Linked DNA regions of Homo sapiens: region 1 is linked to region 2. Evidence: chromatin loops called from intact Hi-C (ENCODE). Cell type or tissue: PC-9. All regions are shown on one strand. Each heading gives the region's core, and the rest is flanking DNA. Links, peaks and the distances in the headings are about the cores only. Region 1 overlaps LINC02801 (long intergenic non-protein coding RNA 2801). Region 2 overlaps LINC01140 (long intergenic non-protein coding RNA 1140).

Region 1 (5,382 bases), core at 278-5,277, 100 kb after region 2:
AGTCAGCTGGTGAAATGGCCCTTTACGGTGTGCAAAATGCCACCATCACCAGTAAAACAAGCAAAGGAAAAGCAAAAGCTCCGTAACTAAAGAAATGATTTCTTTCCAATAAGTGGATGGTGTTTAAATCTGATAAGGAACAAGTGAACCTGTGGTTCTTCCTGGTTCGTTGTGACTCAGGCCCAGAAAAAGGCTTAGAATGTGTTTCTGGAAGTGGTATAAAGGAAGCCTTTCTTTAGGGCCACCTTTGAGACCTGGGCAAGTAGAGGAGGGGTAAGAACGGGAGACCCAGGCCAGTGGATGGAGCTCTGAGGGCTGGCAGGGATGGAGGCCTGGGGCAGCAGGGACCGAGTGGCACTGCCATCTGGCTTTGGTTGCGTGGGCTTTGGAAAGTAAGTTGGTGTTCTGAAGGCAAGGCAGGAGGGATCCCAGTGCCAGGGAACAGAGTAAATGAGAACTTGTCTCTAAGCCACGGATTCTGGAATTTCCCATAATTAACATTCCAGCTGAATATTCAAAAGGCCCGGGCTTTTGGTAGGCCTGTAAATTAAAACAGAATAAAGTATTTAGGGTCTACTTAGGAGGGTAATGGTCTGGGAAACCATGGCTTTTGTTATTTGTGAAATGTGACTCAGTTTTTACATCTGTAAAGTGGCAATAGATTCAGAAATTTTTAAAATGTTAGTCCTGAGAGGGATCTTAGAGATAATTTAACTCTTTTTATTTTAGAGAAAAGGATCCTGAAGCCAGAGAGATTTGTTACTCTAATGGTATTAATATTAATAATGGTGTTGACTATGCTGAGTGTCTGTAGTACATAAATTCATTTAATCCTCACAAATTCTTTCTGAATAGTTATTACTATTATCCCTACTTTACAGATGAGAAAACTGAGACTTAATAAGGTTGTGCGTCTTGCCCAAGGCCACACAGCTCATAATGGGCATAACTGGAACTTGAGACCAAGTCTGCTGGATTCTAGATTCTGAGTCTTAGAGAAGTAACTCACAGCAGCTCATATAAAAACTTTTCTTCACTTTAGGAGGCCGAGGCAGGCAGATCACTTGAAGTCCGGAGTTTGAGACCAGCCTGGCCAACACGGTGAAACCCTGTCTCTACTAAAAATACAAAAAAAATTAGCCAAGCATGGTGGCGCACATCTGTAATCCCAGCTACTCGGGAGGCTGAGGCAGAAGAATTGCTTGAGCATGGGAGGCAGAAGTTGCAGTGAGCTGAGATTGCACCACTGCACTCCAGCCTGGGTGACAGAACAAGACTCTGTCTGGAAAACAAAAACAAAAACAAGGACAAGGGGTTTACAACCATGGAGTAGGGTGGGGGTCAGTGGATAGAAAATTACTAAGAGTGAACCTTGAGAACAAGGGGGTTTCTGGCTAAACCAACTTGATGGGATTATTGTTGAAGGCAGGCCAGGGTGATCGGATACCAAGGGCAGAGGATTTTTCCTTTTTTTTTTTTTTGACAGGGTTTTGCTCTTGTTGCCCGGGCTGGAATGCAACAGCGCGATCTGGGCTCACTGCAACCTCCACTTCCTGGGTTTAAGCGATTCTCCTGCCTCAGCTTCCTGAGTAGCTGGGATTACAGGCGCCCACCACCATGCCCGGCTAATTTTCGTAATTTTAGTAGAGACAGTTCACCATATTGACCAGGCTGGTCTCAAACTCCTGACCTCAGGTGATCTGCCCGCCTCAGCCTCCCAAAGTGCTGGGATTACAGGAATGAGCCACAGCGGCTGGCCGAGGATTTTTGTTAGTAGGATTCTTGTTCAAAATGGATTCTACAAACACAGAGAGGGAAGCCCAAGTTCAGGCCCAGTCAAGCTGAGGACTCAGAGGAGCCTGACTAAAGTTTCAGTCAAAGGAGAGAGTCTTTGTCAAACTCTATGAGATAAGCAATATTATTCCCATTTTATAGATTTGTAAACTGAGGCACAAAGATGAGTCAAGGTCACACAGTTGGTAAATGGTGGAAACAGGATTTAAACCTATGGAGTAGGATTTGAACCTCTGTGCTATATGTATATCTAACGTGCCTATTATTGACATGTACTTCCACACAACTACCATATAATGACAATTTATGTGTAATATGATGCCCTTGATCATTAAAGACAGATTAAACATAACACTGTGTCTTTGTTGGGAGATTTATTCTATTGTATTCAAGTATTTTGGGGATCGGTCATCCATCTAGTTTCCAGATAACATTTGCAGATTATTATCTCAATTCCTGGCCATTCATCCGGAAGGAGCTATTTGCTTAAGTGGACGGGACTGACCTGGCTACAGCTCACCCTTGTCCTGCCCTTTCCTCTTCAGAATTGGAAGGGAATCCTGCCCTGCCGTTAGGCACTGCTTTCTCCCTTTGACTGGTTATACTGGAAGTCATTTTGCAGATAAGACCAGCATTAAGTTTTGTGAAATAGTGGCGTCCATTGGTGTTGAAAGGTGTAGAATGAAATCACTTAAAGTAGAAGCTGTTTTCCAAATGATTTCATGTCTCAGATCTAAATTATTCATTTGAGAAATTAATCAGTTTGGATTTTAAGAGTTACTGTTGGGTGATGTTTTTCTTCTTCTTTTGCCTCTAATGGATAATTTGAGGGAATCAGCTTTTATATTAAGAAGATAAAACATGAGTTTGCAAAGTTGCCATCTGATCTTATTGCCTGGTGGGCCACCTAGGAAAAGGAGTCTCTGATGGATATTGGATCCTGAGGTGCATGAGGGCAGGAGCTACATATAGACAATTCCCTTTGTCTTTTATTTAATGCAAAGCCTTGCACGACTGGGCACCACACATTTGCCTGCTAATGATATGTGGGAGCTGGAGAGTTACCCCCATTCTTCATTCTAAACATCTCTCTTGGCTTTCTTTGTCCCACTGCCTGCCTGAATCTGGCCCTGAGCAAGATGGCCACCCCACAGGACATAAGGTATGGGTTTGGAAAGTTGAGAAAATGATCTGTGTTAGCTGGCTTCTGTGTTCCATGTACATTTTATTGGAGCCTGTCTGAAGATAGTGCCTTGCTTTTGGAATGAGGCCTACTGAGTCATGCCAGACTGTTTAGCTTTTCTTCTTTCACGGTAATGCCTTATCTCTGAGCATGAAATTGGCCCCATGTTTGTCTATCTGGTCACTACCATGGTTCCCAAGCCCATATACATCCCCTAATCTTTTTCTTTGCTACTCATGCAGTTTTTCTACTCATATTCAATACTTTAAGAAACTCACTCTTTCATTCTGTTTTACTAACACATCACCCCTTCCTGTTCCTTCTTCACTTTAGTATTTTCTTTTTCTGAGAGGAGATCTTGGATGAAAGTTATTATAGCCATAATTTATTAAATGTCTTCTGTGTGTCTGGGTCTGTGCTTAGAACTAATAATTATTTGTAACAATTGTCGTCACTGTACACTTACTATGTGTCCAGCAGTGCTAAGTGCTTTGCAGACATAGATTCATTTAAGTCTTATAACAAGCTTATGACATGAATACTATTAATAAACCCATTTTACAGATGTGGAGATTGAGGATTAGTGAAATTAATTAACTTGCCCAAGGTTACTAAGCTAGTAAATGGCAGTCTTGAATCAGGCAGTCCAACTCCCAAGCCCTACTCTTAATCACTACAATATGTTGTCCTTCTTTTAAGCCTGTGGCCTTTCCTATTGTTCACAGGTATCCCGCAAGGGCAGTGTTTTGCTGTGCAGACCTAATAAGATCCATGCTTTGACCTCAGGCTTGTCTGCCTCCAAAGCCCAAGCTTTTTCCACTCTCCAAATTGCCTTTGAGGAAGATAGACTCTGAGTTGCCTGCTATCACCTCACCAGTTTTTCCTTTCTTAGGCATGGAGAGAATGATGTAGGATTAACTACATCACATATGATATCCAAACAAATCCATTGGTTTACTCCAGTGGCTTCCCAATGTCTTTATCATCCTTTCTTCACATTTTACATGGTACAAGAGATCGAGACCGAGCTACTCTCGTTGAATTCACAATAGGGGACCTGTGCCCTCTTGTGCCCCTGCTCTACCTCCCATGAGCCATGGTTTCTGCAGTTCCTCCATCAAACCCTGAAGGACACCTGAAAGCACAGCTGTAATGTCAGTTAACCTCATCTTAAGTCAGGAACACATACCAACCTTCACTAGGTGGATAGTTGTTTATTCCATTTTTGCATTTATCAAGTATAACATTATTCCAAGACATCTATGGTTAAAACAACAACAACAACAACAACAGCAACGTTAAGTCCTCATTCCAGCCAAAAATATATTTTCTAAGCCCATCTTCCTATAATTACCATTAAAAGAAACATATTGGTCAGATCAAATCCATAAACACTTGTCTAGTGCCTGCCAGCCCTGGGGAAACAAATCTCAGTATGACATGGTAACTTCTAAGTTATGAGATGATGATCATGATTATTATTATTCTCAGTTTTCTGAATGGCTTAAGCCCAGGCAATTAGGTCCTCTCTAAGACTATAGCAAAACAATCATGTGTTGGATTTCTCTTCCCACAGGAACTCCAACATCCAAACCATAGACACAACACTAAGGCAGGTCACATTATGATTTCACCTAAGCAACTAGAGTAAGCCATGGCTTACTTTCTTCCTATAGACAGTCCAGGGCACATGCTAGCCATGGACTTTAGCTGCTGACACCCAGGTATGAAACTAAAATGAATGATAGACAACTCATAGCAAGATGTAGAGTACCATGAAGCCAAATCTAAAAAGTTTTCTGGATGTGTCTGTTATCTTTACCACTGTATTATCAGACCAATGTTTTGAATTTTGATCTTCATATTTAGTGGAAGGAAAATCTGATTCCTCTGGAGTAAAAAAGGTGAAAAAGATGACATATGTGTACGTCTTTTAGGTTATGAGTATGGAATGGTGGCAAAGAATACTATGTGTCCGCCAAGTCCTATCGCTTTGCCTTTTAGGCTCATACCCAGACTATACCTCCAAGCGTTTTTTGTGACTAGGTGGCATCATGTCAATGAGTTCTGGCCAATAGATGTTGCCAGAAGCAATGTGTACCATTTCCAGGCCTGGCCCACAAAATCACCCTATGCAACCCTCCATGGTCTCTCCTCCTATATTCACTGGTTGAATGGAGAGGACTCTGTAGATTTGGAGTATAGTGGACCCAGAGGAGAGAAAGAGTGTAGATCTCTAAATGAGCAAAGAGTTTGTAGAGTAAGACCTGCACTTGGCAGTGAAATAAGCAATAACCAATTTTTTTGTGTTAAGCTGTTGAGATTTGAGGAATGCTAATTACAGAATTTAGCCTACCTTACTAATACAGAGGCACAGTGAATAAGAGCCTAAGTATTAGACAATT
Region 2 (5,382 bases), core at 108-5,107:
TCGAACTTTCTGCTCTGAGTTAGAGGAAAGGGGAAAGCACTGAAGGAGTGTCACAGGTAAGCAGTGTGTCAGGGTCAGAATTTAGAAGGGTCATGTTTACAGCTAGGACTGGATCCTGGGGTCCCTGTGCAAAATGAAAATGTGGGGCCATTTATTCAAAAACCAGGAAAAAAGGTGCTGTTAAAGGCATTAGAATACAGAGCGTTTCCCTTCATTCTGCAGCCTCTCAATCTGTCGTGGCATTTTTGTATCCTCTTTAATGTCACATCCCTCTGGTCCTCATGGCAGGACACTTGTGGGACAAGTACAGACTTTCACGGGAGCTGGAGCCCTCCCTAACACTTGGGACACATGTGGTCCACTGGCAGCTGGCTCCTCCTCTCCATAGCCATGGGACTGATGTGTCATGCTTCAGCTAGGGGTAGGAAGATGCAGCCAGGTGTCTCTCCTTCCCGGAGGCCTGGTGCTGTCACCCTTGGCAAGCAGGTAACCCTCAAGGGTATTGCAACTTCCCTGTCAAGATGTACTGGGCATCTTGGTTAAGGTTGAGCCTGAGGCTTCCTGTACCAAGTTGCCTGCTAAGTGCATGGTAGCGCTGACAGCCTGGGGTGAGGATGGCCACTGCCACACCCCTTGCAAGATACTGTGAAGCACGCTCACCAACCCTGCCCCTCTCCACCCTGCGCCCAACCCTCCACTGAAGTGGAGTGGACAGTGTCACTGGGACAGGTTGTGGGGGAGGTTGGGCAGGGCCCAAGGTGCCAGGGGCAGTGAAATGGGTAGCCGAGTACCTGTCCTGGGAGGCAGGGAGGTGGTAAGAGATGCTGCACATGAGAGCCAAGACCCTAAGCCCCCGGCCCATGTTCATGTGCCATGGACTTCACTTCCAAAATGGTAAATCATTAAGAATTTCAAGATGGCAACCAGAGAGCATGTGCCCTCAAGCATGGGCCCTTCTGAGCATGGATCCCTGTGCTTTGTGACTACAGGAATCACTCACCCTTCATGAAGCCCATTGGCAGCAAGGCAACTGTAGCAGAGCTAGGCTTAAGGCAGGGAACTCACCAGGAAGGGGCTGGAGCTATCTGGTAATGAGTGCTGAGAACCACAGTGAAGATACTGGTGGTGAGAATGGAGAGGAAGCAATGGAGGGAGATATTAGGAGGTAGAAGCTGTAGGATTAAGAGGCAAACAGGACGTAGCAGGGGTGAGTGAGGCCGTGGGATACAGGGTCACTTACAGGGTTCTCATATGGGTAACTGGTACTTTATGAAATACTTTTACATAATTTTATCACTTTTACATAAATTTTATCACTTAATCTGCAAAACATATTATTGTTACTTCCATCTTATTGGGGGGAAATAGCTGAAATAAGTGAGGTAATTCACTCAAACTCCTCTGGTCAGAAGACTTGGGATCAGCCCAAGGCATTTGATTTTGATGGCACATTCAATCTACCATGACTCCTCTGCTGCTCTGGATGAGTCTGCCTTGTTTGTTTGTTCATTCATTTATTTATTCATTGCTTCACTCAGCAAGTACTTATGAGGGGAGCACAAGGTGCTGGGCATTCGTCTAGGTGCTGAACAAGCCAGGCAAGCCTTCCGCTCTCATGGAGTGCACATTCTAGCAGGGCCCAGGTGCCAGATTTAATCAGAAGTTTCGCTCGGGCTTTAAGGGCCAGTGGAAGCAATTATTTATTTATATTTTCTGTTTCTTGTCCCAGTTTCTAATGAATTAGAGTTTGATTAGCTTCAACAGAGCGCTATGACTAGAGGGAGAATAATAAAGTGTCCTTTCATCCACCCCTATCCAAAAGCTGTGTGTAATTAGAGGAATCAAACCCTGTACTCTTCATCTCCACCTGGGTTGGCAGAGGTCAGTTTATTCTGTAGATATGTAATTATGTTGTTTTGCTCTTTCATTTAAAAAATATATTATCTCTTTCAATGAATCTTATAAATCTCAGGCTAGGAGACTGGATACCCCTGATAAAGAATAAATTTCTAGGTGTTACATTGTTGTCGTGCCAACAGCAATGGTTCTGAATGCTGATCAGATGACTCAACTGTACAGGTCAGAAAGGCATTCACTGGCAACTCAGCCCCTCCCAATGGCTTACACCATAGAAGACCATCAGTAATGCATGTGTTGAATGGTGTTAGGATGAACCAGTTTTCTTCCTTGGTGCACAGCCCCAGGGAACTAGAATGGCTGCCAGATGGCTCCGGGTGCTAGGGCATGAGCATTCATTGTGTGAAGGAAGTGTGGAGACTGAAATCCTTTTAAAGACAATGTTTCACTTGATAGGAAACAACATTACAATAAGACTAATCAAGACCACTGAGTTAGTAGTCATGGAGAACTAAAATCATTATTCTTGCAGCACAAATTCCTGGACCTGATGATACCTCTGTGGCCTGTCATGTGTCAGAGAGTCTGCAGGAATGTAACATGAAAACCTGTAATACCAGAGGTGTAGAGCACACTCCAGTCTATTCACTCTGGAATGCCTGGGGATGGCCCTTGGCTTCTGAGCTGATGGCCAAGAGAGGGTGGAAGAATAAGTGGAGGAGTTGGTCTTAGAAGGTCTGCTCTACAGTAGGCCTGGGGAGAGTGGTGGATCAAGAGGAAGATTCAAACCAAGTGCATTGAGGGATCTGAAGACCATACCCATACCAATCAGTACTCCCCTGGACCAGCGTCATCATCCTGGGCCCCATGTGGCTGCCCATCGCATACAGGAGGCCTAATTGTATGTCTGCTGTGTGTGGCATGACTCCTTCGAATGGCGTTCCTTTTCCCACCCCGTGGCATTGCTCTGCTCTCGCAGTCTCTCTCCATAGTAACAGAAGCTTCCACTGAGTTAACACCTCAACCTATTAAGCTTAAGTGCTTTTCAAAACATTTTATTATTGGCTGAGTGTTTGTGAAGCAGTTTACCTTGGACTCCGACTGGCTTCAAGAGGTTTGAGCCTGTCTTGTATTCCAGGGAAGCGTCATTGCAAACCCAGCACCCAGCTTTCCACCCTTTCTTTACCTCTCTCACCAAATGGTGTGAGGCCATTCATGGGAAGGCCACGATGAATTTTGATTTCAGTCGTTGTATCATTACTTAGCTAATTTAAAGATGGATATCGGCCCTTAAAATTAAAAATTGTATGTTACATGGAAGGACTCCACCCACCCAGGGTCAGGCAATGAGTATATGATTAGACAAATGAGGGAGTGGTGCTTTCCATGTTCCTCTGTTGAGTGAGGATCCCGGTGGACCATGTCCTGGGTCCTTTCTGGGACACTTCCTGGTGTCAAGTTCCCTAACTTCTGTGGGCTGCCAGGCACAAGTGTCAGCATTCATGTTGCAATCCTGATGCCATAGTGTGGCTACTTCAAGGAGATAGTATTCATAATATTGACCTCTTCTTAAAATTATTTAAATAGGCACCCCAGTGCTTCAGGTAAGCGCCATGAATCTTGAGCAAATTTGACTCATGAGGTAACTTCAGAGAACCATTTTAGCTGGTATGTGTGTGTAAGGTGGGGCAGGGGTAGGGTTGGGTATTAAACATCAAAAGGTCATGCTATGTAATACATGCAATATATAAAGTACTGATTCAATAGAACTATGGCAGGTGCTGTTGTAATTCTTTTTTCTGCATTATGCAGAATTTGCAATATAAAAATTAATGCATGTTATAAACTTAAGGTAGCTTCAGCAAATAGGATAAAGAACTCCATGATAACAAATCACAGTGTATATTCACCGCTGGTGAGATAAATTCCATTCATGAGGAGATTTTGATTTCAACCCCTTATAAGAGAATTGTAAGATAGTGGCAGCATCTAATCTTGAGGTAGGTAGATAGTGGTGAGATGGCTACTCATGAATAATTTTAAAATCAATCATCTGTGGCTAAATGTAGTGATTTCAAATCGCTTCACAGCTTTGGGCTGTGGAGGGGAAAAGCCATTGTGGTGAAATAGAGTAAGAAACAGGAGATGTAAAGCTTTCCTCATTTCTTGCTTCAATTCGATCCCTGTTCTTTAATTGCTCTGGGACTTAAGATTCCTTTTCCTGAAGCTACAGTGTGTTCTACATCTTCTCAGAGCTGGGTCCTGCCGCCCTCCTCACACAGCGGGTGAAGCTGCTCCCCTGCTTCCAGCTGCTGGTGGCTCAGCAACTTGGGGGAAGCCCAGTTTGCTACCTTTCTGGACATCCTAGGGGACCTGCAGTTCAGCCACAGCGAGGCCCAGGGAGGGGACAGCTGGTGTCCTGGCAGCTGGGCTTCTGCACTGCCCATGACTTTGAAGACACAGCATCAGAGAACAGAATGGTGCCTTAGGTTTCTGGAGGGTCCTTGAACTAAAATGTGATGAGAAAATCTGTGTCAGGAGAAGATGGCAAGGAGGGAAGAGTGGTCTTCTGGCCACAGCAGGACTCGGGGTGGTGCTGGGCCACAGATGTGTGCCCACCTCATTGGAGTGCAGGGCTTGTGGTGGGAGCTGGTGGGCATAGCAGCATTTACACTGTACAAAGTAGACACTCTTCTGCAAACCTTCCTCCCATAACTCCCTGCCCTCAAGTGTGGCCTAAACTGCATGAACCTAAAACATTCCAACAGTATATTGATGACAGCTAAACTGTCATAACACAACAACATGGTTATATTGAATGCTGCCTTTTAGCCATCCATGATGTCTCTGTATTGGTGACAAAATATTTTCCTACAACCACACATCTGTTTTCACTCTCAGGTCTTTGTATCATATCCTTATTCACAATTCAGGATGATGATGACGATGATGGTGATGGTGATGATAATAATAGTAGCTAACACTATGTAATATTAGGCACTACGCACATTTCATCTGTTAACTCATTTAATCTCCATAAGACCCACCTGAGGTAGGTACTTTATTATTTCTATTGAAGTAACATAAGGTCACATTTTGGTAAGTGGTAGAACCAGGTTTCAAATCCACGCACTCTGGCTTTGCTCTCTGTGCTCTTAACCACTTTGCAATGGTGCCTCTCATTTCCTCTATTCTTAAGTAAAGAGGAGAGCAACTCAGAACAATTACCTACAGTATTCAAAGGTTAGAAAATTTTCTGTTAGTTACAAAGTATCAGCAACCAATCCACATAGCCCAGGGAATTAGCTTTGCATTTTTGCATTCTTGCATGGGTGCATTCAGAAATTTATTGATTACTTACCACCTGCCAGACCACCATGCTGGGAGTAAGACCAAGGCAGACATGCTCCCTGACCTCATAGAGCTTCCACTCATTCTGGAAAGTTAACAAATTAAATAGGCATCACGGTGATGTGTGATGAGGATTATGCTAGATGAAAGTATAGAATAACAACAGCTAATATT

Evidence for each region. Peaks named below come from ENCODE experiments on the same cell type or tissue, not always from the same donor. Only the 100,000 strongest peaks of a DNase experiment are listed, where the experiment ranks them.
Region 1: it touches region 2 in a loop (5-fold over the local background); 2 of 110 quality-filtered maps call a loop at or near these places.

The regions. Positions count from the first base shown.
Region 1 is chr1:87,240,682-87,246,063 of GRCh38, forward strand. LINC02801 (long intergenic non-protein coding RNA 2801) reads left to right here. Exons shown (of 4, transcript NR_167752.1): 3 at 2,934-2,956. Among named protein-coding and RNA genes, the nearest start is that of LINC02801, 31 kb to the left of the region's middle. In PC-9, for the core only: no CTCF peak of the experiment used is centred there; a DNase peak (open chromatin) is centred at 2,250.
Region 2 is chr1:87,138,913-87,144,294 of GRCh38, forward strand. All of the region lies in intron 2 of LINC01140 (long intergenic non-protein coding RNA 1140), which reads left to right. Among named protein-coding and RNA genes, the nearest start is that of LINC01140, 12 kb to the left of the region's middle. In PC-9, for the core only: no CTCF peak of the experiment used is centred there; DNase peaks (open chromatin) are centred at 2,109 and 2,419; H3K27ac peaks cover 2,297 bases.